Regions from separate parts of the Homo sapiens genome. Here all the other regions are linked to region 1. A link is a loop called in an ENCODE intact Hi-C map of the cell type or tissue named here. Cell type or tissue: dorsolateral prefrontal cortex. All regions are shown on one strand.

The links. A loop is a pair of places that touch in the nucleus more often than their neighbours do. Peaks named below come from ENCODE experiments on the same cell type or tissue, not always from the same donor. Only the 100,000 strongest peaks of a DNase experiment are listed, where the experiment ranks them.
Region 2: it touches region 1 in a loop (2.9-fold over the local background); 8 of 110 quality-filtered maps call a loop at or near these places.
Region 3: it touches region 1 in a loop (2.4-fold over the local background); 33 of 110 quality-filtered maps call a loop at or near these places.

The regions. Positions count from the first base shown.
Region 1 is chr1:109,906,435-109,914,434 of GRCh38, forward strand. CSF1 (colony stimulating factor 1) reads left to right here and starts at 4,415. Exons shown (of 9, transcript NM_000757.6): 1 at 4,415-4,628; 2 at 7,825-7,947. The coding sequence starts at 4,590. RefSeq lists enhancers at 7-226, 4,624-5,124, 5,125-5,625, 5,702-5,801 and silencers at 4,509-4,678, 4,729-4,838. In dorsolateral prefrontal cortex, CTCF peaks have their summits at 4,175 and 4,376; DNase peaks (open chromatin) are centred at 4,357 and 4,900; H3K4me3 peaks cover 4,534 bases; H3K27ac peaks cover 4,881 bases.
Region 2 is chr1:109,848,175-109,856,174 of GRCh38, forward strand. All of the region lies in intron 4 of LINC01768 (long intergenic non-protein coding RNA 1768), which reads left to right. Among named protein-coding and RNA genes, the nearest start is that of LINC01768, 24 kb to the left of the region's middle. In dorsolateral prefrontal cortex, no CTCF peak of the experiment used is centred here; a DNase peak (open chromatin) is centred at 4,337; H3K27ac peaks cover 1,354 bases.
Region 3 is chr1:109,773,795-109,781,794 of GRCh38, forward strand. It overlaps LOC124904258 (a long non-coding RNA gene), which reads left to right. Exons shown (of 2, transcript XR_007066303.1): 2 at 1,278-1,634. Among named protein-coding and RNA genes, the nearest start is that of EPS8L3, 14 kb to the left of the region's middle. RefSeq lists an enhancer at 3,113-3,407. In dorsolateral prefrontal cortex, CTCF peaks have their summits at 67 (motif pointing left), 3,223 (motif pointing right) and 3,429; DNase peaks (open chromatin) are centred at 57 and 3,227; H3K27ac peaks cover 1,238 bases.

The sequences.
Region 1 (8,000 bases):
CATCATCCTTTTCGTGATTCTCTTTTTCCGATGAAGGTTGGAAACTTTCATTCTAGAAGGGTCCTCAGCTGAGGGATTGTGACTTTAGGGAGGTAGAGAGGGCACTTGGGAAGCCAGAATTCACTGTGGATAAATGTTTGTCAGTTTCTGGGTTAGATTTTTCAGTTCTGAGGAGTTCATGAGAGCAACCTAAGAATCAGTCCTGCTGAGGTTCAGGAGACAGTGCCGGGCCTGGCTGTGGCGGGAAGCTCCGGGAGAGGAAAGTGGACAGGCTGCTGATACAGTCTTGCATTGCAGCAGTGCTTGCCCTTCAGGGGTGACACAAGTCCTGAAGCCACCATGTATTTCTGTGGCTCTGGGACAAGGGGGACAGCTGACTTTCCCCCAGCCATAGGATGGGGTGGTCTCGACAAATATCAATAGTTCCAAAGTACCAAAGATTGGCTCTTGGTAGTTTGCCAAACACAAAGGCTTCACAGCAGCCCTAGGAAGCTGGCAGGAAGCTGCTATTCCCATTTAATTGACAAGGGCATTCAGTCCAAAATCCTTCCCTGCTGGCTGCTTTACCACCCTTCACGCTGTCTCTCACCTTGAAAGTGGGAGAAGACATGACTGAAAGGGCAGGCTGCAGTGCAAATGACTATAGGTGCGTGGCTGGGAGATGGGATGCTCTGGCTCTGACGTCCTGCTCCCAAACCTGGTCAGCCAGGAGTCCTACATTCTGGCCCTTTCTGTAGCACTGGGACAAGAAAGCAGCATTTTCTCTGCAGCCCCAGCTTCCAAGGCAGCTGCTGTCCACCCCCAGTCTACTTTCTAAAGAGCCACAGAGCCACTTAGGTGGAAGAAAGAGAGAAAGGTGGGAAGGAAGGAGAAAAGGAAGGGAGAAAGGAAGAGAGAAGGAATAGCAAAAAGAAAGAAAAGGAAAGAGAAAGAAATGAAGAATGAAAGGGAGAACAAAAGAAAGAAAAGGAAAGTAGGAAAGAAAAAAGAAGAAAGGGAGGGGGAAGGGAGGAATGCATGAATAAGGGGAGAAAGAAAGAAAAAAGAAAAGAAAGAGAAAGGAAGAAAGCAAGCTCTTTATGATAGAAGGCCATTCCCTAGAAAAGATCTCAAGGGGAAATTGGCTGTCAAATAGTTTCAAGGAAATGACATTTGGACAACCAGCAAATGAGGGTTTCCTCCCACTTCCTGCCATCCATCTCCATTTCCCTCTGTTCAATCTCTCTTCTCCCTCCAGTGGTTCATTCCTCTGGCAAATAGCATCTCTCCTATGCTCCCTTCTACTCTCCTCTGGGGTCAGCTGAGCACTGCTTTCTTGATGATGCTACGTTAGGAAATTATCAAAACCCCAAATCTCAGTTGCTTCCAATTCCCCTATACCTGTCCCAGAACCTGGCCTGGGACATGACTTCACTGGTAGCAGGGAGGCTAGCAGCTAAGCTGTCCAGGGTAAGCATGCAGAGCTGAGTCCTCTTACTCCAGGACTCACTCTGGAGGTCCTGACCCTCAACTCTTCATTCATGTGTGACTCTGGAGGAGGAGGCTTATGCTGTCTGGGTCTCCATTTTTTCATCTGAGGCAACATGGGATGGAAAATCTATTTCTGTGGTACCAGCACTCCTTGCCGATGGATGGGTACAAACAGCTTGCATGGATGTGAAGAGCTAAGACACCACGTGCAGACGGACACCATCCTGCTGGCTTGGCCCTAAGACTGCAGGCAGAACCTGCCAGCCACAAGTCTCCCAGCCAGCCAGGCAGACGCAGTGGGGCTGGGGGGCTTGCGGAGGGTGGAGAGAAGAACATCAGCTCCAGGGCAGGAGCAAGTGGAGGAGACTCAGGTGAGTCACTTCAGGCTAGCCATCAGCTTTTCCAGCCTCAATTTCCCTGTGTCTGGTGACAAAAAGTGTCCACATCAAGCAGATCCACAATCCCTCCTTTTAAGGTAACAGAGAAGAGACAGCTGCAAGTCCCACTGTGGAGTCACGGTTATCAAGGACCTTGCTCATCCCTCTGCAACTCCGTGAAGGCAGAGCCTCCCAGAGCCCCACAGTCTACATGTCCAAAGAGCTTTCATAACTGAACCCCTACTCTGTGTTGTGCATGGCCCTAGGGACTCCCATATGTCAGCCCATTTGACCTCATGACCACTCCTTTGGGGAAAGTCTTAAAATTGCCACTGTACAAATGAGGAAAGAGAGGCCCAAAAGGCTAAGGGGTTACACAGCAAAGTTACACAGCAAATGAATGGCAGAGCTGGGACTAAAATCTGGCCTTGGGACTCCCAAGTCCACTGCACCATTGTGGTGTCATTGCTTTAGAACCCATGTGAGTGAACAGATAATAATAACAATAGCACTTACTGTCTTCAGGCCCTGTGCTAAATACTTCACAGGCCTTATCTCATTCAATACTCATAACACCTTGGTCAGAGAGAGAAATTAACATCTCTATTTTATAGACATGGGAACTGAGAGAAGTTTGTCCAATGTCACACAGCAAATGACTTGGCAGAGCTACCAAGGTCAAATCACTTGTAAGTAGTGGAGTCAGGTTCAAACCAGGGTATGTAAAGAACTCCAGTGCGGGGAATGAGGACCTCAGGCCTTGCACCAACGTGGAGAATGATTACGTTCCTCCAGAAGCTGAGCAAAGTCCAAATGCCAGCCTCAGTGAACCTGGGCCAGGGCTGGGTTGGTGAAGGAAGGAGCAAGTAAAACTGGACCCCTTTCTCAACAAGTCTGTTGGTTTATCTTTCTCAGGTTACTTCCTCTAACCTTTTATCAGTCTTAAGAACTGTGGTGTCAACATGTTATCTGAAATCATTATTGTACAGTGACCATGTCATTGTTGTATCCCCAGGGCCCAGCACGGTGCCTAGCATCTGGTAGCACATATTTGTCAAAAGAACAAAGTATTCTCTAATGGCATCATTCAACTCAGCCATCATTAACTTGGTACCTATTATGTGCTAGGTACCATTGATCCAGAGGTGACTGAGCATGGGTGCCACCTGGAAGAAGTCTCGGTCTAGGGTGGGGACAGAATGTAACCATCGGTACCACCTTAAACACTTCGAAAAGTACTGTGGAGAATGAATGGATGGCAAATGACTTATCAGAGCCAGCATTGAGGAATGAGCCAAGTCCAATGGGAACACAGGAAAAGGACCCTTTGCTCTGCCAGGAGAGTCACAGAAGGCTTTGCTGGTGGAGGATGAGATGCAATTTCAGCCTGAAATGATGAGGAGTTTGTCTTCAGCCATGTGGAGAAAGGAGCATTCCAGGCAGAGGGACCAGTCTGAGCAAAGGCATTCGGGTGTAAAATTATTGCCTAGGATTGGAGTGAAGGATATGTAGCGCTACTGACAAGAGACTCCTCTTCAAGAGCAGGCCACATATCCTTTATTTCCCAGGGGGTGGAAACGGGCAACCTCACAGAGGAATTGAATCATAATGAATTGAAGAAAGAAAAATCTCCTGAAGTTGGCATTATAATTAATAGGCTTAGGCTCATCCTACTAGTCCTCACTTAGACTCATTCTCATGTAGAAACAAAACGTGATTAATCACCTCAGTAAGTGCAATTTCCAAAAACATCCAGGGAAATCTAGGGTCCAGGTGCAGGACCTTTCCAATCTGAGTTGGATTTTGCCTCCAGGAGAGAGCATGGGTACCAGCCAGCATTTTCATCATCTAAGGGTCAGGTGCCTTGAAGTGTCTGCTGGCACCCAGGGAAGAGCCCCCCAGCTTGCTGTCACAGGACACAGCTGCTCCCTTCCTGGCCAGGTAGCTGGCCTCCCTCCCAGAATGGGACTTGAAGCTGGCCGGGCTGCTTGGGGGCTGCAGAGGAAGAAGGGGGCTGCCGGCAAACCTGCTGACTCAGGCTCCACGAGGGAGCAAGTAACACTGGACTCCTTTCGGCACTCCGAGAATGGGGTGGGGGCGTCTTCAAAGGATTTCCCTCCCTTCCCAGTGCTTGTCCCTGCTCTCGGTCCGTTTTCTGCTAAGATTTGGGGATTTTCAGGCCTGGAGGGAAAGTCCCTTGGGACGATCATAGAGCGCTAGCACTGAATCAGCCTGGAGAGCGCGGAAGGAAAGGGTCGGTCCGCAGAGGGCGCGGGGAAGGCAGGGTGGGGACGCGGTGGAGCCCGCGCTCGTTTGCTGAAGGCTTGGAAGTGCAGCGCAGAAGACAGAGGGTGACTAGGAAGACGCGCGAGCGGGGCTGGCCGGCCGGCGGGTGGGGGAGGGGAGGCGGGGGAAGGCGGCTGAGTGGGCCTCTGGAGTGTGTGTGTCTGTGTCAGTGTGTGTGTGTGTGTGTGTATGTGTGTGTCTGGCGCCTGGCCAGGGTGATTTCCCATAAACCACATGCCCCCCAGTCCTCTCTTAAAAGGCTGTGCCGAGGGCTGGCCAGTGAGGCTCGGCCCGGGGAAAGTGAAAGTTTGCCTGGGTCCTCTCGGCGCCAGAGCCGCTCTCCGCATCCCAGGACAGCGGTGCGGCCCTCGGCCGGGGCGCCCACTCCGCAGCAGCCAGCGAGCGAGCGAGCGAGCGAGGGCGGCCGACGCGCCCGGCCGGGACCCAGCTGCCCGTATGACCGCGCCGGGCGCCGCCGGGCGCTGCCCTCCCACGGTAAGCGACGGCCGCGGCGCTGGGCCCGGGACGGGCTGGGGCGGGGGCTCGGCGGCCAGGCGGCCGGGAGCGGCCCCTCGGAGCCGACAGCCTGGGCGCGCCGGCTGCACTGGCCCGGCGTTCCCGCCGCGGACGAACCGCCTTTGCGCACGGACTGGGCCCTGGCGCCAGGGCGGAGGCCGGTGGCGGCCCTGCAGCTGCACCGGGACTGCCAGGCTTCCCTGGGAAACGGAGGGCTGCTCACCCCATTGCACGGAGGGGAACACTGAGCCACCTGCAGGCAGGAGCCCCCGCTCAGCCAGGGTGCCCTGCCTCTCTCCCTACCCGCCACCACCAAGGCACGGGCGGAGTGGCTGTGCGCTGAGTGTGTGCCCTCCCCGGTGGGCACCTTCCTCATCGGCCACACACGTGCTTCCAAGGCCCTGCTGAGGAGTGGGCGCTTCTGGGCAGGGAAAGTTCAGGGGGTCAACCAGCTTATAGAACGCCAGGGACTTGCTGGCAGAGGGACGGAGAGGGGCAAGCCACTGCTTGTTCCAGCCCACAGGCAGGAGCTACGGAGGACTTGGGTGGCTGTTTGGGGGGTGGGGTGGGGGACGGCAACAGCCGGCAAACAGCCCCCCACCCCCGGGGCTGCTTGGGGCTAGCTCAGAATCTCTTTTTCTTGCAAATTCTGGTTTCATCGGTTGGGGAGATTCTGGGCTTTGTGGTGGTTTATGGTGGTTTGCAGTGCTTGAGGAAAATGGAAAGAGGGTTTGGTGTTGCAGAGCTGTGTCCAGGGGCAGGGTCTGCTCCTGACTGCGTAAGGGACGCCCTGCCCCAACTGTGGCGGTAGCAGATGCAGCCATAGAAAGTGAGGGTGGCACTGTTCATGACCAGTCAGTGGGCTCATAATAGATTTGCTTCTGAGGAGTCCTGGAAGAAAATGAGAGGGGAAACCTGGGGGGAAAAGAGCAGAAAATTATTTGGGGGTAGAGGAGAGCGGGCTGCAGGTGAGGTGAGAGAGAAAGGGAAGAGTGGGTCCACAGAAAGAAAGTGCCTCACTGAGAGAGAGGAGATAGAGTTGAGAGGGGAAGGGAGAAGGGTTAGCCATAGGCAGAAAGCAAAGCTTCGGGGCTGAAGGGGAGACCATGAGGAAAGAAGAGAAAGACAAGGGGGCTGTGTTTAGACAGGGGAAGTCCAAGGGCCCGGTTCTGCCAGGTCTCTCCAGAGGCCTTGTTGAGGGGGAAGATGAAATGGAATAGGATAGGTGGCAGAGGAGGCTGGACAGCTGGACTGAGGTGTCCTAGCATCTCTGAGCCTGCAGCAGAGATTCCTTCTGAGGGCTGCTCCCCAGGCAGAAGCCAGGGCTAGGGGTGGGAGGAAGAGGCAGTCAGAGGAGAGCCTGCCCAGCCAGATGCAAGCCAGAGTGTTAACCCCCCACTGTCTGTCCAGATCCTCCTGAGGCAGAATGGAGGCCCCAGGTCCAGGGGTATCCCCTTTGGCCAGCTTCGAAGTCAGCCTCTCATGTAGTGGCTGCACTTTCCCCACACTGATGCCTCAAATGTCATCAAAGCCAGACAGCCCTTGGGGTTAAGCATTGCTCCCACCTTGCTCTCCTCCAGGGAGGTTGTCTTCCTGAGCGGTCCCTTTCATCCATACCATTCACTCCAGACCTTGAGTGGCAGCCAGTCTGGGGTAGATACACCGTCTAGTGGCCCAGTTTCCTCCAATCATTCCTGAACCTAAGGTTTCTGAGTACCTGGGCCATTATTCCCACCCAGGGCAACCTCCCCAACAGAGCCTGAAGTCCCCCCAGCCCCCGTGACTGCCGTCCCCCTCTTCCACACTTTCCCTCCCTCAGATCAGCCAGGATCCTCACAGTCCCTGTGCTGAGTGGTATGAAACTATCCTTTGGCTCTTCCTTCCATGGCTCCCACCCCTCTCCTGCCATCACCTTCTCCCCATCTTTCAAGGCCTCACTGAGGTCCCTGCTCTCTGCAGTCTCCCTGGTCACCCAGCCAGAGCTGCCTTCTCCTCCCCAGAAGAGCTGGCAAGCATTTGGGCTTTTGGTGATATGTAGATTAGCACATTGTTGTGGGCTGTTTCATAGCCTCGTTGTGTTTTTCCAGTGAGCAACTTATTTGCAGTATTTGTCTCAACATCTGGATTATTGAGGCAAAACCCAGAGTCCAGGATAGTGTCAACCTTCACCCTACCCTGCCAGCATTTCCCTGAATCTGGGGGCATCAGCCGCCAGGAGGCTTGGGAGCTCTCAGGAGGTGACCTCAAGCTGGAGAAAGAAAGCCCAAGAGTCTGTCTGCTTTTGGCTGAAGAAGGAGAGACCTAGGGCCAGGGGTAGGGATGAGGAGACCCCAGTGAAGAGAAGGAAGAGAGGAAGGAAGGGGAAAGACAGGGCATCAGGAGCCAGTCCCATCACTCTGGGGCTGAGCAACTACTGGGCCAGGTAGGTGCTGGGAGAGAAGAGGGGTCTCAGAAAACTTCTCTGCCATGATAAGAGGTGGCTGGCTGGAGGCAAAGCCTGATGGTGCTCAAATAGGCAGGTGCCAGGCAAGGGATGGCCCATTACTGGCACTGGTGCCTCTGATTAATCAGCTGGGCTCCTTTTGAAACACACACCCAGGGCTCCAAGATGTCTCTGGCAAGGGATGAGTTCCAGTGAAACTGAGTTTGATCCCACAGTTTTTCCAGTGGCAGAGCCAGATCTGCATGGAACCAGGTGGGAGGAAATGCTGGGCCCAGGGGAGCTGTCTCTGGCTTGCCATCTGAAAGCCGGTGCATGAACATGAACTTGAGGGCAGTTCAAAAAGTGCTTGGCTCAGTGTTGATGTTGCAGAGACAGAAAAAAATGGGTAGATGCAAGTCCTGCTCTCGAGTTTCCTGTGTCATTAAAATTTAGGCTGGTAGGCACACCATCTGTGTCAGTATTAGTTCAATGTATAGTTAGGTTTGGCTGGCTTAATCTGGGAAGGCTTCTTGTAGAAGGTGACATCTGGGTTGTTTTCATGGGAGAACAAGGTTGTGCTGTGGCTGCTAGAAATCCTGGGAAAGCTGGATTTGAGGGATGCTGTATCCTGAGGTAAGGGGCAGAGCCTGTAGCATTGTAGATATGAGGCCTTTGTTTTTCTGCGTTGAGCAGGGCATGGGGATAACTGGGGAGAGTGAGACCTGGGGAGAAATGACACCCTCTCTGTCACAGACATGGCTGGGCTCCCTGCTGTTGTTGGTCTGTCTCCTGGCGAGCAGGAGTATCACCGAGGAGGTGTCGGAGTACTGTAGCCACATGATTGGGAGTGGACACCTGCAGTCTCTGCAGCGGCTGGTGAGTGTGTGGCCATGCTGTATTCTACCTTCTCCCCACTGGGGAAATGAAGG
Region 2 (8,000 bases), 58 kb before region 1:
GCTGGAGGATCATTTGAACCCAGGAAGTTGAGACTGCAGTGAGCCATGATGGTGCCACTGCACTCCAACCTAAGTGAGAGAGCAAGACTCTGTCTCCAAAAAAAAAAAAAAAAAAGAAGAAATTTCTTTCTCAGTTGGATGAGTTTTAAATGGAAATCTAAATTTCCTTGGCTTAAGTCTGGGTTTCATCCACTGACAGCTTCATTGTTTTGTTACCTCTACCCCTCCACCATCCATTAGACCATAGCTAATTTTTTTTTTTTTTTTGAGACAGAGTCTCACTCTGTCGCCCATGCTGGAGTGCAGTGGCATGATCTTGGCTCACTGCAACCTCCTCTTCCCTGGGTTCAAGCAATTCTCATGCCTCAGCCTCCTGAGTAGCTGGGATTACAGGTGTGCACCACCACACCCAGCTAATTTTTTTATTTTTAGTAGAGATAGGGTTTTGCCATGTTGGCCAGGCTGGTCTTGAACTCCTGGCCTCAAATGATCTGCCTGCCTCGGCCTTCCAAAGTGCTGGGATTACAGGTGTGGCCACTGGGCGCAGCAGACCATAAGTAAATTAATCAATGTTTGCTTGATGGAGAAAGTATGAATGGATGGGTGGAGGGACAGATGATGGACTGACTAATGGCAAGATGGACAAACAGATATGTGAATCTGTGAGCAGACAGATGGATAAGACCATGGTAATGACAACGTTGCCTTGTGATACACTTCTTAGCTACTTACTCATGATGATTTTATTGAACTAAATATTTGCTGGACCAGAAATCTCAATTATTGACTGACTTTGAAAGTAGAAATGTAACTAAGATCTTTACGTATGCTTTGGCTAATTGCTTTCCCTCACTGCCATTTAGTTGGCTTTGTTTTCAGTGGTGACATGAATTTCAGATGGATATCATCACTTTGAAGGATCCTGGTCAAACCTTCAGCTACAAGGACTGCCCAGACTTAAGCCATGCCAAGGATTTGACTCCTTTCCAGCTCCTAGCATGCCTCAGTACCCCCTAAGAGGTGCTGCTGTGCTTCTGCTCCCAACACAGAACTCCCAGACCAAAGACAATTTCTGTCCCTCCAGATTACCCTCTCTCTTATGACAGGTCCTTTTAAAAGAGACCTTTGAAGAGTGGACAAACTAGATGAACTGTCCTCAGGTAGGGCTGCAGGTAATGGCTCAAGTTGCTTATTAATAGAATTTGGTAGCAAACCTATTTGGATGGAAGTGTCCTCTGTGTCTGCTGCTGCCTCACCCACCTTCTCCCTTGGGCCTGCCAATGAAGTCTCTGTCCATTTTGCTCTCCATCCTGAATGCAATATCCCTAAGTCATGTGGGCCCTGGCCAGCTGCCCCTTTCTATTCCTGCTCCTGCCAGGCCCTCCCCATCCCACCTGCCTCCACCTAGCTTCTTGTTACTCAGGCCTATCTGTTTGCTCTCATCCAGCTCTGTTTGCTCTCACCCAGGCCTAGGGTACAGTTAGTTCTAACCGACAGAATGTTCTACATAGTGACAAGTTGAACTCTTCCTAGTAGTAATTCCACCTATAGAATTACCTACTCCACAGAATATGCTAATTCTATTTCCACCCTCTGGGGCAACACAGAATAAATCCATTCCATCTTCTGCAGGAAGATCGTTTAGTGTTGAAGACAACTTTGAAGATGACTAATGTATCCCCTGAGACTTCACTCTAGGCTGATAGCTCCAGTTCCAGCAGTATTTCCTCGGGGCCGTTGCTTTCCAGGCCTTCACCATTCTGGACATTTTCTGGTTTTTTATTCTTAAAATGTTTTTCAGAAGACTGAGGAACTGTCCCAGAATGGAGGCGACTAGGGAGACACGACAACTAAATGCTACATTGAAGCCTGGATTGGATTTTCTGTACCAGAAAAGGGAGATTAGTGGGACAATTAACTTAGTTTGAATAGGATCTGTAAAGTAGTTAACAGTATCAATGTCAATTTCCTGATTTTGGTAATAATGTATGGTTATGTAAGATGTTAACATTTAAGAATGCTCAGTGAAAGGCATACGGGAATTATTTTTGCAGTTTTTTGGAAATTGAATATTATTTCAAAATGAAAGGTTTTTAAGTTAAAAAATAATCTTTCAGATGTGTTGGATTTGCATGGTGTCAATTTAGCTAAGCTGGAACTACAGCTCCCAGAATTCCTTTCTCTGTATAGTGTGGAGTTGGTGTGGGCTGCAAGAGATCTGTGTGTGAAATTCTGAAGGCAGAAGTGAGGGAGTGCCCGGGCGGGGCACCAAGTGCTGCTGCAGCCCATGCAGTTTGTTGTAGGGCAATGGCTATGCCCACAGCTCCAGCCTGATCTATTTCTGCTTCTTCGAGCCCTTGGCCTGGTACATACTTAGCTCCTTGTGTGAGGAAGGGCACCATTTAGAAGGAACAGTGTGGAATCTTCAGGCTGCTCATTTTGTATTTGATAGATGCTGAGCATTTGCCCCAGTAAACATTTCAACGACCTATTTTAAAATCATTTTAATCTATTGGGAAGAAACTCAGTTGATGAGTTAGTTGATATTAGAACAGTATCAATGTGGTCTAAAATTTGGTTACCTTTTTGAGAAATCAAGTCATAATGCTATCTCCTATTAAGCTAGTGTCAACTATAAATCTCCAGAAATTTCCCCACATGAGTTGCTCTCATCTAAGTCCTTCAGTTTATTCTCACAAGTAGTTTTTTGAACCTGAAGGTTTAGCTTTACATTTTTCCCCATAAAATTTCATCTTGGGACTTTTGGTTCATCATTCTAGCTATTCTGACTAAATTGAATGTGGAATCTGTCATTTAATATATTAGTCATCCTTGCGAACTTTGCATTACTCATACATTTGATAAGAACGTATTCAGATTTTCTGGAGGTCTGTTCCAAGATGGCTGAATAGGAACAGCTCTGGTCTGCAGCTCCCAGGGTGATCAACACAGAAGACGGTGATTTCTGCGTTTCCAACTGAGGTAGCTGGTTCATCTCATTGGGACTGGTTGGACAGTGGGTGCAGCTCATGGAGGGTGAGCTGAAGCAGGGCAGGGCATCACCTCACCCAGGAAGCACAAGGGGTCAGAGGATTTCCCTTTCCTAGCCAAGGGAAGCCGTGACAGACTGTACCTGGAAAATCGGGACACTCCCTCCCAAAGACTGCACTTTTCCAATGGTCTTAGCAAATGGCACACCAGGAGATCATATCCCATGACTGGCTCAGTGGGTCCCATGCCCACGGAGCCTAGCCCACTGCTAGTGCAGCAGTCTGAGATTGACCTGCGAGGCAGCAGCCTGGTAGGGGGAGGGGCATCCACCGTTGCTGAGGTTTGAGTAGGTGAACAAAGTGGCCCAGGAAGCTCGAACTGGGCAAAGCCCACCAGAGCTCTGCAAGGCCTACTGCCTCTGTAGACACCCCCCCTGGGGGTGGGGCATAGCTGAAAAAAGGCAGCAGAAACTTCTGCAGACTTAAATGTCCCAGTCTGACAGCTCTAAAGAGAGCAGTGGTTCTCCCAGCATGGTGTTTGAGCTCTGAGAACGGAAAGACTGCCCTCTCAAGTGGGTCCCTGACCCCTGTGTTGCCTAACTGGGAGACACCTCCCAGTAGGGGCCAACTGACACCTCATACAGGCGGGTGCCCCTCTGGGGTGAAGCTTCCAGAGGAAGGATCAGGCAGCAATATTTGCTGTTCTGCAGAATTTACTGTTCTGCAGCCTCAGCTGGTGATACCCAAGCAAACAGGGTCTGAAGTGGACCTCCAGCAAACTCCAACAGACCTGCAGCTGAGGGACCTGACTCTTAGAAGGAAAACTAACAAATAGAAAGGAAGAAAGGAATAGCATCAACATCATCAAAAAGGACATCCACACCAAAACCCCATCTGTGGGTCACCAGCATCAAAGAAAAAAGGTAGATAAAACCACAAAGATGGGGAGAAACCAGAGCAGAGAAGCTGAAAATTCTAAACACCAGAGTGCCTCTTCTTCTCCAAAGGATTGCAGCTCCTTGCCAGCAATGGAACAAAGCTGGATGGAGAATGACTTTGATGAGCTGATGTTACCTGGGGGTCCTTGTTCTTAGAGCTCCCAAGATGGTGGCAGGCCGCTTCCAAGATGGCAGCCAGCCTCTTGTTCTCTAACCTGGGGTTCTTGGCCTCATGGATTCCAAGGAATGGAATCTTGGGCCATGCAGAGAGTGTTATAGCTTTATTAGAAGCTGTGGGTCACAAAAGAGAACCATAGAACCCAGCGACTAGTGTTCAGCTAGATTAGGAAGAACCCAGGCACTCAGCCATGCAGGAACAATGGCAAGCCTTTAGCCCGATCAGGAGCAGCAATGGGTGAGTCACTGGATCAGGAGTGCAGCCAACACCCTGCCGGATCCAGAGGGGCGGAAGTCAGTGGCGGGTCTGCAATGGCGACAAACAGCAGTGGTGGACAGTGAGAGAAAGCTCAGCTCAAGCTGTTACAAACACGGACCAGAAGAATGTTCAGTTGCAAGATGTAATAGAGTGAAAACAGAGCTCCCACACAATGGAAGGGGACCCAAAGGGGGTTGCCATTGCTGGCTCAAATGCCTGGGTTTATATCCCAATCATTGTCTCTCAGGTGATAGATGATTGGCTATTTCTTTACCTCCTGTTTTGCCTAATTAGCATTTTAGTGAGCGCTCTTTGCTACCTGATTGGTTGGGTGTGAGCTAAGTTGCAGGCCCCGTGTTTAAAGGTGGATGCGGCACCCTCCCAGCTAGGCTTAGGGATTCTTAGTCGGCCTAGGAAATCCAGCTAGTCCTGTCTCTCAGTCCCCCCTCTCAACAGGAAAACCCCAGTGCTGTTGGGGAGGTTGGCCGACGACTGCTCTGCTTCCTGCTGAATTGGGGCATAGTAGGGATCGTGCAGTTGAGATTTCCTCAGGAGGGGGGCCTTCAATGTCATCAACATTGGAGCATGGGCTAGCAAGCCGGTCCAGGGGTCCGCAGTAGATCTTAGTCATGGACTGCATCTGGGGTTCCATTTGAAGAATGATTTGTAGTTTTACAGCTTCGATTCTGGAAGAAACAAACTTAACAGGGAGGTTAAAGATACAGGGATTGAAATGTATGGCCGGCAGTGCAGGGGGTTATTTCTTTGGCACACTTCACAGGCCCTGACTATCTGCTTGATAGTTTTGAAAAGGCCTGGTCCAGTAAATAATAATTTGGCCATCTGGTGGGTGCTATCAATGCCTAAGTGAAAGGTCTGGTGAAGGGTTTTAAGCAATTTCCATTGGTTCGCTGCCGGCAAAAGTGTTATTCCTTCTTCGGTGGCTAGCCATCCTGAGGGGAGGAAACTATGTCCTTGTGAGGTTCCCCATTCTATTTCTCCTGCTGAGTACTGGAGCTTAGTTTCCCAGAGGGGATTACCCCATACTAGGGTCCTTCTATAAGCATTTCTAATGGAGGGTCCTGCCTTGTGGCTGTTGATGGGCTTCAATATCCGCTTGGTGGTTCTCTTCCATTTCCCTTTACTTTCCTTTCTGATGACCCCGGCAGTGTAAGACTGCCACATCTTTAGGTTTCTGTACAGTGAATAATAATCTCCTAATGGCTTCCTGATGTTTGATAGGTGTTCCCTCAGAAGTTAGGAATTCCCTTTCTCTCCATATTGCTGTGTGGGCATGGAGGAGTAGGTAAGCATATTAGAGTCTGTATACATATTTCCCCTTTTTCCTTCTAATTCTGGTGCCCCAGTGAGGGCTATTAGTTCTGCCAGCCGAGCGCTAGTTCCTGGAGTGAGGGGATTACTTTCAAGTATTCCATTATCACTGACCACTGCATACCCCACTTTTCAAAGTCCTTTTTCTACAAAGGAATTTCCATCAGTATACAAGTTGAGGTCGGGATCAGTCAAGGGAACCTCTAGAAGGTCCCCTTGAGTGGCGTATGTTTGAGCAATCACCTGTTGACAGTTATGTTCTATCTTTTCTTCATTGTCTGGAAGAAGTGTGGCTGGGTTAAGAGTTGCACAAGAGAGAAGTTCTCAGCACTGGCCCTTCAAGTAATACAGCCTGATATTTAAGCAAACAGTTGTCTGACAGCCACAAGTCTTCTTTAGCAGTGAGTATGCTGTTTACATCATTAGATGTCCACACAGTCATATCTCTTCCCTGTATTATTTTACCTGCTTCAGATACTAAGACTGCTACTGCTGCCACTACCTGTAAACAATGAGGCCAACCCTTTGCCACTAAATCAATTTCCTTACTCAGGTATGCCACAGGTTGCAAGCTGTTCCCTTGGACCTGTGTAAAGACTCCTAGAGCTATTCCTGTTTTTTTCTGTGACATATAAAGAAAAGTCTTGCCCTGTTGGCAAGCTTAACACTGGGGCTTGGGTTAGGGCCTTCTTTAGGGCCTGGAAAGCTGCTTCTGCTTCAGGTGTACATCTTACTAAATGGATATTGGCTTTCTGAGTTTCCTTAATGAGTGCATATAATGGCCTGGCTATTTCGCCGTACCTGGGAATCCATATTCAGCAAAAGGCTGTTATGCCAAGGAACCCTCTTAGTTGCTTTAGGGTTTTGGGATGAGGATAAGCCAGTATAGGCTGGATACATTCCTCACTGAGGGCCCTGGTGCCTTTGGATAATTTTAGCCCTAAGTATTTCTGCTGTGAGCAGAGCTGAGCCTTTTGTTTGGAAGCCTTGTAGCCACAGGTGGCAAGGAAATTTAAGAGTGCTTGGGTGGCTTGATGGCACAAGGTTTCTGAACGGGTGGCTAAAAGTAAATCATCCATGTACCAAAAGATGAGAGTGTTCAGGTATGAAAACTGGCTCAAGTCTTGGGCTAATGCCTGGCCAAATAGATGGGGGCTATCCTTGAACCCTTGGGGTAAAACAGTCCAGGTGAGTTGAGATGTTGGGTTCGAAGGATCTTCAAAAGCAAACAAGAATTGAGAGTCAGGATGTACAGGGATGCAGAAAAAGGCATCCTTAAGGTCCAAGACTGTAAACCACTCTGCTTCCTCTGGTATTTGGGAAAGCAGAGTATAAGGGTTAGGTACAGTGGGTATAGAGAGACAACGGCCTCACTGATAATCCTGAGATCTTGCACTAAACTCCACTGTCTGTTGGGTTTCTGTACTCCTAAAATTGGAGTATTGCAGGGGCTGTTGCACGGTTTTAGTAGGCCTTGGGCTTTTAGGTCCTTAACAATCTTTTGGAGTCCTTGTTGGGCCTCGGGTCTAAGAGGGTACTGCCTTTGGTAGGGAAAGGAGGTGGAATCCTTTAGTTTAACTTGAACAGGACAGGCATTCTTTACTCATCCATATTGTCCTTCTGTTGTCCAGACTTCAGGATTAATTCCTTCCTCAAGCAGGGGACAACAAACGGGTGTTCCTTCTCCTATGTTCAGGTGTACAATGGCCCCTGCTTTTGCTAGAATGTCTCTCCGTAACAAGAGAGTGGTGCTTTCAGGCATAATTAGAAAAGCATGTGAAAAGAGTAAAGTTCCCCAGTCACACCTTAGTGGCTGGGAGAAGTATCTAGTGACTGGCTGTCCTAGGACCCCTTGGCTAGTGACAGATCTGGAGGACAGTTGTATAGGACAGGAAAGTAAGATTGAGAAGGCCATGCCAGTGTCCAGGAGACAGTTAACCTCCTGGCCCTCAATGGTCAAGCATACCTGGAGCTCTGTGAGGGTGATGGTATGGGCAGGCACTTGCCCCGGGCACCCTCAGTCCTGCTGCTGGATCATCAGGTTAGTGGCTTCTGATTCAAACGACCTTCATTCCTTGGGGCAGTGGGCCTTCCAATGATTCCCTTGAGATAAGGGGCATGGACAAGGGGGCAGCTCATTTCTATTCGACAATCTTCTTTAAAGTGTCCTTGTAGACTGCACTGGAAGCAAGCCCTATTAGGCATTCGATTTGCCCAGGCTTTCCACGTTCCAGAGCCTCCAAAGTCAGCTTGGAGGGCCATGACTAAAGCGGTGGCCTTTTTCTTATCTCATCTGTCCTGTTC
Region 3 (8,000 bases), 130 kb before region 1:
AGATCCTTGGCCAGACGAGTGGCACTGGTTCCTGGCTGTCTGCGGAGAGGTGCCGGCTCCCTCTGCTGGAAATAGTGAGTCGCAGTCAGGACGGGAGAGGACAACGTAGAACTGCACTCTGGGTGGGAGGGACCTCAGAGATGACCTGGCCCAACATGGTGTTTTACAGATGAGGAAACTGAGGCCAAGGGTGGCCGCCTCACTGGATGACCTCTTTGAAGTTTGCCTGTGTGGGTCCCAGATTGGGGCACTCTCTCCTGCCCCCCAACCATGTGCTGCAGAGAGGAGCTGGGCAGTTTGGTTCTAATGGGCTCCCTGACTTCTGAACCTCACTTTCCATTCCAGCCCACCTCATCCCTCTGGGACTACTGGGTGGAGTGTTGGGAAGGACACCGCCAGGATGCAGGCACAGGGCAGGGGCAGGGGCTCCAGCTGTGCACTTCCTTCCCCCAGCAAGCTGCAGTTCCAGGGAAGGTCCTGAGGGCAAGGCAGGAGGTCAGGAGGGTGGGGCGTCAGGAGGGCTGGGCTGTGGCATCCACCCACCCACACCATGCCTGGGAAGGACAGAGCCCACAGAGCTGGGGTCTCCCAGCCGGTGCCACTCGGGGAAGCGAAAGGGAGCTGCACAGACATCTAGGTCCAGGCTGCATTTGCTCATCCAGCTGGTAATATGACTGATGGGTAGAGAGGTCCAAAGGGACTTCCAGTGGGGACACTGGCAGACTTGGAAGATTCTGGAAACTTGTAGCTTCTCCGTGCTTGCTGTTCATGGTACTAGCTCTCTGCTAGGAGCTATGTGATGTGCTTTATGGTTATTATTTTTCTTTTCTTTTTTGAGATGGCGTCTTGCTCTGTCACCCAGGCTGGAGTGCAGTGACGTGATCACGGCTCAAGTGATCCTTCCACCTCAGCTTCCTGAGTAGTTAGGACTAGAAGGGTGTACCACCACACCCAGCTAATTTTAAACTTTTTTGTAGAGACAGGATCTTGCTATGTTGCCTAGGCTAGTCTTGAACTCCTGGCCTCAAACGATCCTCCTGCCTTGGCCTCCCAAACTGCTGGCATGACAGGCATGAGTCACTGTTCCCGGCCTCTTTTCAATAATACTACAACGTAGGTATTATTAGGTCCATTTCATGAATGGGGAAACTGAGGCTTGGAGATTTAAAGAAATGGTCAGGTATCTAGAAGAGCTGTCATGAGCCCATGTCCTCTGACGTGAATGCCTTTTCACTAACTGCATTGCCTCTCATCTGTTCTTGTCTCTGTACCCTCAGTGAATAGCCATGGAGCTCCTAAAAAGAATGGGACCTTTCACTTGACCTCCCTTCTCTCCCTTGCCTACTGCCCCTGAGCGAGTGCTTCAGCTACAGTCTGGGAGCCGAAGATGCCTGTGTTTGATGCCTCCAGCACCCTGTCTCTGCATCTTGAATCCAGCCACGTGACCATCTCTTGCCCACCTTTGGCCAATGTCCCTGAGACATTTCAAGTGCATCATGCTGCAGACTGGTGTTGCTGTCTCCACAATACCGCGCTTCCCCTGTGTCCCCATCTCAGTCTTTGGTCCCACTATCCACTTCCCACATGCAGCCATTGAGTCCTCTATTTTTCTTCCTTAAATCTCCAGAATCTGCTGACAGTTTTACTTCTCTGTTATTATTGCTTTAATTCAGACCCCCCCCCCCACAATCCTTTACCCCTTATTCCCCCACACCCTCCCGAGCCTTTCCTGCCATCTCCTTTCCAGGGGATACTCCCTTCTGAGCTCTCTCCAGCTCTGCCCAACAGAGTTTTCTAAAATTCCAATCTGCACATGTCACTCCCTGGCTTATAAATCCTTCAGTTGCTCCCATGCTTTAAAAGAAAATCATACACCTTGACTTTGCACATGGCATTTGAGCTCTGCCTCTGCTGGTTACCAGGTCTCACCCTTCTGCTGCAAACCCAGACACAAAGACAACCCAAAGCTCCCTGAAGGCACCTGCAGCACTTTGCCTCTCCACACCTTGCTGCTGCGTCGGCCTCCCTGCTTTCTTTGCTTGGCCAAAGCCTCATCTTCCCTGCCATCTCACCTCAAACATCTCTGCCTCTAGAAGGCTCCCTGGACTCCCCTCACCCCTCAGCTGGTTTGGCGGTTGTGATCTGAGATAGCACACCTCTTCTTATATCTCTGTCCAAAACCTTAATGTAAGACATTGGTGAATACCTTAATTTTCTCTTCCACTAAGTGATGTTACTTTGAGCAGGTTTTATGTCTTTTTTGTGGGATACCCACAGTCAGGCCAGTGCCTGGCACCTAATAGGTGATTGCTGAGTCAGTGAACAAGTAAACAAATGAATGAAGAAGGTAGAAAGGAAACAGAAGTTAGGAGGGCAGAAGTGGCTGGGAATGGAGACAGTGGCCTGGAAACCTCCTGGAGGAGGGGTCAGCATCCCTTGGTCACAAATTTCTCTCCTACCTGGCTGCACATTAGGGGGACTCTCCGCTCTTTCCTGCCTCTCCCTGGCAGACTAGTGACTCCTGGACACCAGTAGTGGGAAGGCAAGGGGCCTGGAGGCTGGTCAGAGACCCACACAGAGACCATCCTTTTCCCTTCCCAAGGGACGCTGCCAGCCTCTGCAAGAAGACTACCCAAAGGCTGGTGGATGGCATGGAAACATGAGTGCTGGAATGCGATCGCCTTTCCCGCCCAGCACTGATTATGCACCATCTGTGTTCTGGGGCCTGTGCTGAAACTCTGAGCTTGTGCACATTCCAATGTGATGCCATCCTTTGGCTTAGTTTCAGATGAGACTAGGGTGGGCACAAGCCACAGGTGGCAAGATTGAGCTCTAGGCAATGAGTGCCAGGGGACAAAGGTGAGGATGCCGGGGCTGCACAGTCAGCAAGGAGGTGGACTGAGTCTTGAAGCAGAGTGGAAAGGCAAGGGCATTGCTGGCAAGAGGGATGGCCTTTGTAGAGGCTGGAGGTCAGGACACACAGGGACAAAGAACAGCTGGATTACCTGGGCCTGAGGCTTTGGGATGGAGTGGTAGGAAATAAATTTGGAAAGAGTCATTGGAACCAGGTCCTGGAGGAATTTGCTAGGCCAAAGAGTTTGAACTTGAACCAGAAAGATGAACTGTGAGGCTGGGGTGGATCCCATGGGGCCAGCCAGGTAGCCCTTGGCTGCTTCTTCCCTGCCTTTCCAGTTAAGGAGCCATTCCCTGCAATGGCCAGCAGGGGGCAGAACAAGCTCACGTTCCCTTAGCCCAGGCCTTCCTGTCAGGGCTCAGTGTCCAGGGAGAGACCTGGGGTGGGTGTCCCTTGGAGAGTGGGGAGGAGCACCAGGCACAGAGGAAACAGGCCAGCTGTGCATAGATGGGGGACCCGGGGAGGCTGGCTAGTCTGTGGCCATTGAAGCTGCGTGGTCTGGTGACCCGACCTGGACAGCCCTGGGGTGAGCATCCACCCTTCCTGGGCCTAGGCTCCCTGGCACTAGCACAGCTTTCCAACTGTGCCCCCTTGTCTTTGCTTTCCCCAGCTTCTCCTTCCCAGTAGAAGAACCCTCGTTCCCATGAGGTGTCTGAATTGGGCCTCCCGGCTCCCCAGCTCCTTTAGAATCAAACCAAATCTAGGAATGTGGCTAAAGAGAGTCTCTTTCCTCTGCTCAGTCCCTTCCCTGGAGAGGATGAGGGAAGGTTTTCGGGCTGATGACAAGGTATGCATGTGGGTGTTTGACTAGCATTATTCAGCAGCTTCTGTGCTAAGGACAGGGACATGAAGACAGAAGTGCATTAGGCCAAGGCACCATTACACTCAGGGTCCCCAGCCCGCAGAGTAAACAACTCCGTGACTCAGCTGGCAATGGCTGGAAGGTGCTATGAACACAGTGCCGTGGACGCCCCGAAGAGGAGAGAACACCCCTGCACAGTGAGGACTGCAGAAGCTTTGACGAAGCTGCTACTGGATCTAGGCCTTGAAACATGGGTAGGATTTTACCAGATGGGGAAGAAGAAGGGGCATCTCCATTCAGGAACCAGCATGAGCAAAGGCACAGGAGTGGGGCTGTGTTTAGACAATATCAATGAACGGATACAGTTCTATATGCTTTTCCATGACCACTTGTTATATGACAAACATTGTGCTATGATATTTATATTATTTCCAATTTTCAAATCAACCCTTAAGGTGCTATGATCCCCTCTTTACAGATAAAGCATCTGAGGGTCAGAGAAATGGCATGAGAGCCCCGGTAAGGAGCATAGGAGCTGAAATGCTAGTCCCGGTCCCTGTGACTCCACTCTGCCTCCGTAAGATGGAAGTTAAGGAGTGTGCATGGCAGGGGTGGATGGGAAGGGCTGATGGTGCCACAAAGACCAGCAAAGTCCTTCTCTCCCAGGGGACGCTACCCTTGGCCCCAGCATCTCTGGCCAGACTGTAAGATCTTCTGGTCAGAAACCTTTTCTCAAACAGCTATTTGCCTTTTCACTTTTCCTTTTCCTTTTAGGAAGCAGTTCTTGTGCAAATTTCATTCTTGCGGGTCATAGATTTTGTCTGGGCCTGGGTCGCAGACAGAGAAGGAGGGGCCCTGAAATAGGGTGAAAGGAGGAGGGCCTGGGCCAGATCCCCAGGGGGCATCAACCTGCCCTTGCAAGCCTTGTGCTGGTATTTAAAGGTTGGCTTCCGGCCAGGTGCAATGGCTTACACCTATAATCCCAGCATTTTGGGAGGCTGAGGCAGGAGGATTGTTTGAGGTCAAGAGTTTGAGACCAGCCTGGGCAACAAAGTGAGACCCTGTATCTACAAAAAGAAAAAAAATTAGCCGGACATGGTGGCGCATGCTTGTAGTCCCAGCTACTCAGGAGGGTGAGGTGGGAGGATTGCTTGAGCCCAGGAGTTTGAGGCTGCAGTGAGCTGTGATCATGCCACTGCACTCCAGCCTGGGGGACAGCAAAAGACCCTGTCTCTAAAACAAATACATAAATAAAAACAAAGTTTGGCTTCTTTTCCCAGTCTCCATTTGTCTCCTCTGTCTGGGTGGGATGGAGTAGCTGAGAGGGCAGACCTCCTGCCACGAACGGACCTCTTCCAGATGGAAGAGAGGCCTGCTCCTCCAGGGCTCCCCTCCTCTGAACCACCTCCCTTCCTGGTCTCAGTAAAGCCATTCCCACATCTTCCAGTGGTCCCTGCGTTAGTCTGTTCAGGCTGCTATAGCGAAATAGCATAGACTGGGAAGTATACAAACAACAGAAATTTGTTTCTCACAGTTCTGGAGGCTGGGAGGTCCAAAATGAAGGTACCTGTAGATCTGGAGTCTGGTGGGGGCTTACTGTCTAATTCATAGAAGGCACCTTCTCACTGTGTCCTCACATGGTAGAAGGGCAACACAGCTCTCTGGCATCTCTTTTATAAGGGCACTAATCCATTTTATCAGAGCACTTACTCACCTCACAAAGGTCCCATCCCTAATACCATCGCCTTGGGGTTAAGGTTTTTTTTTTTTTTTTTTGAGACGGAGTCTTGCTGTGTCTCCCAGGCTGGAGTGCAGTGGTGTGATCTCAGCTCACTGCAAGCTCCGCCTCACGGGTTCCCGCCATTCTCCTGCCTCAGCCTCCCGAGTAGCTGGGACTACAGGTGCCCGCCACCACACCCGGCTAATAGAGACGGGGTTTCACCGTGTTAGCCAGGATGGGGGGTTAAGGTTTTAACATATGAATTTTGGGGAGACACAAACATTCAGACCATAGCCTTCTGCCCTGGCCCACCAAAATTTATGTCCTTCTCACATGAAAAGTATATTGATTTCATTTCAATAGTCCCAAATGTCTTACTCATTCTAGCATCAACTTTAAAGTTTAAATCCAAAGTCTCATGTAACTATCAAATAAAACAGATATAAGTGAGACTCAAGGTATTTGTCTCCAGCTATGAACCTGTGAAATCAAGCAAGTTATGTGCACTCAAAATACAATGGGGGAGATGGGTGGAGGATAGACATTCCCATTCCGAAAGGGAGCAATAGGAAGGAAAGAAGGGATACCAGGTCCCAACCAAATCCAAAACCCAACAGGGCAAACAACATGAAATCTCAAGGCTGGAGAATACTCTCTGGCTGATGCTCTGCCCTCTGGACACTGGGGTAGGGGTTGGGCCCTCAGAGCTCCAGGTGGCCCTGCCCCCATAGCTTTGCTGGGCACTGCCTATGTTCCATCTCTCACAGGTTGTAGTTGGGTGCCTGTGGCTCTCTCAGGCTGGAATTGCACGCTGGTGGGTCTATGGTCTGGGATCTTGGTGTTGGCCCACCCCCATGGCTCTATTAGGTATTGCCCTGTTGGGGACTCTCTGTAGAGGTCCCACCCTTGCCATAACTCTCTGTCTGGTCACATAACTGAGGCTCCTAGTGGCTCCATTCTTCAGGATCTAGGTGAAGGTAGCCATGCCCCCACAGCTCATGCACATTGACAGGAATGGCACTTCATGGAGCTGCCAAGGTTTATCACCTGTGCCCTGCAGAGGGGTGGCCACCTTAGCTTGTGTTGTACCTAGGCCCACTAGAGCCATACGTGGGGTGGCCAACGAGTACTCTGCTAAAGTGCGGGGAGTGGAGCCTTGAAATCTTTCTGTCCCCCAAGCCCTTGCACTCTGGGCCTGTGGTGGGAGGGGCAATTCTGATAATCTCCAAAATATTTTTGGGGACAGCCTTCCATTGCCTTCATCAATAGCACCTGGCTTCCCTTGAGATGGCCTATCCGTACCAATCCCTTTCTCAAATCACTGTGGGGCCACATTCTTGGTGTTTTCTATGAACACACTTTCACATTCTTTTCAAAATGGATAGGTTGAGAATTTTCCAAAATTTTAAATTCTGCTTCCCTTTTGATTAGCAATTCTATCTTCAGATCATCTCTCTCTTCTCAAATGTTACTATAAGCACTCAAGAGAAGCCAAGCTGCACCTTCAACACTGCTTAGAAATTTACTCATTCAAATATCCCATTACATCATTTACAAATTCTACCTTCCACAAAACACCATGACACAAACTTAATGCAGCCAAGTTCTTTACTACTTTCTAATAAGTATTGTTTTTCCTCTAGTTTTCAGTAAAACATTCCTCATTTCTGAGACCTTACCAGAATGGCTTTTACCATCCATATTTCTACCAATAGCCTGTTCATGACCACTTAGGTAACCTCTAAGAAGATTGAGGCTTTCTCTACAACTCTCCACACCAGAACTGCTCTTAACAGTCCATTCATGGCAATGGTTAGGCTTTTTCTAGGATGCACTTCCAAACTCTTTCAGCCTCTACCCATTATCTAGTTCCAAAGCCACTTCCACATTTTAGGTATTTGTTACAGTAGCATCCCACTCCTGGTACTAATTTTCTGTTTTAGTCCATTCAGGTTGCTATAACAAAATGCTATAGACTAGGTAGCTCATAAACCACAGAATTTATTTCACAATCCTGGAGGCTAGGAAGTCCACAATTAAGACACTGGCAGATTTGGTGTCTGGTGAGGGAATGCTTTCTTGTTCATAGATGGTACCTTCTCGGTGTGTTCTCACATGGTCAAAGGGCAAGACAGCACTCTGAGGTCTCTTTTATATGGTCACTAATCACCTCACCAAGGCCCCACCACCTAATGCCATCATCTTGGGCACTGGGAATTTAACATATGGGTTCTGGGGGTAGGAGGACACAAACATTTACACCAAAGCTGACTCCTTCTCAGCAATCATCCAGTCCTTTTAAATTGGGACACTAACCTTTTTCTTGCCAGCAATCATTTTAAAAAATCAATTTAAAATAATAAAAATTATAGTAAATACCATAATAGCAGAGAAGGATATGTAAAAATTAAAAATGTTCTACCCATCACCCTTTTCCTTTGCCTCATCTTATTCCCCAAGGAACCACTCTTAACAATTTCTTATTTATCCCTAAGATATTTCTATGTATATAGACAAGCACGTATAGCTACAAGTCACTATATGTGCTTTGTAAAAAATATATA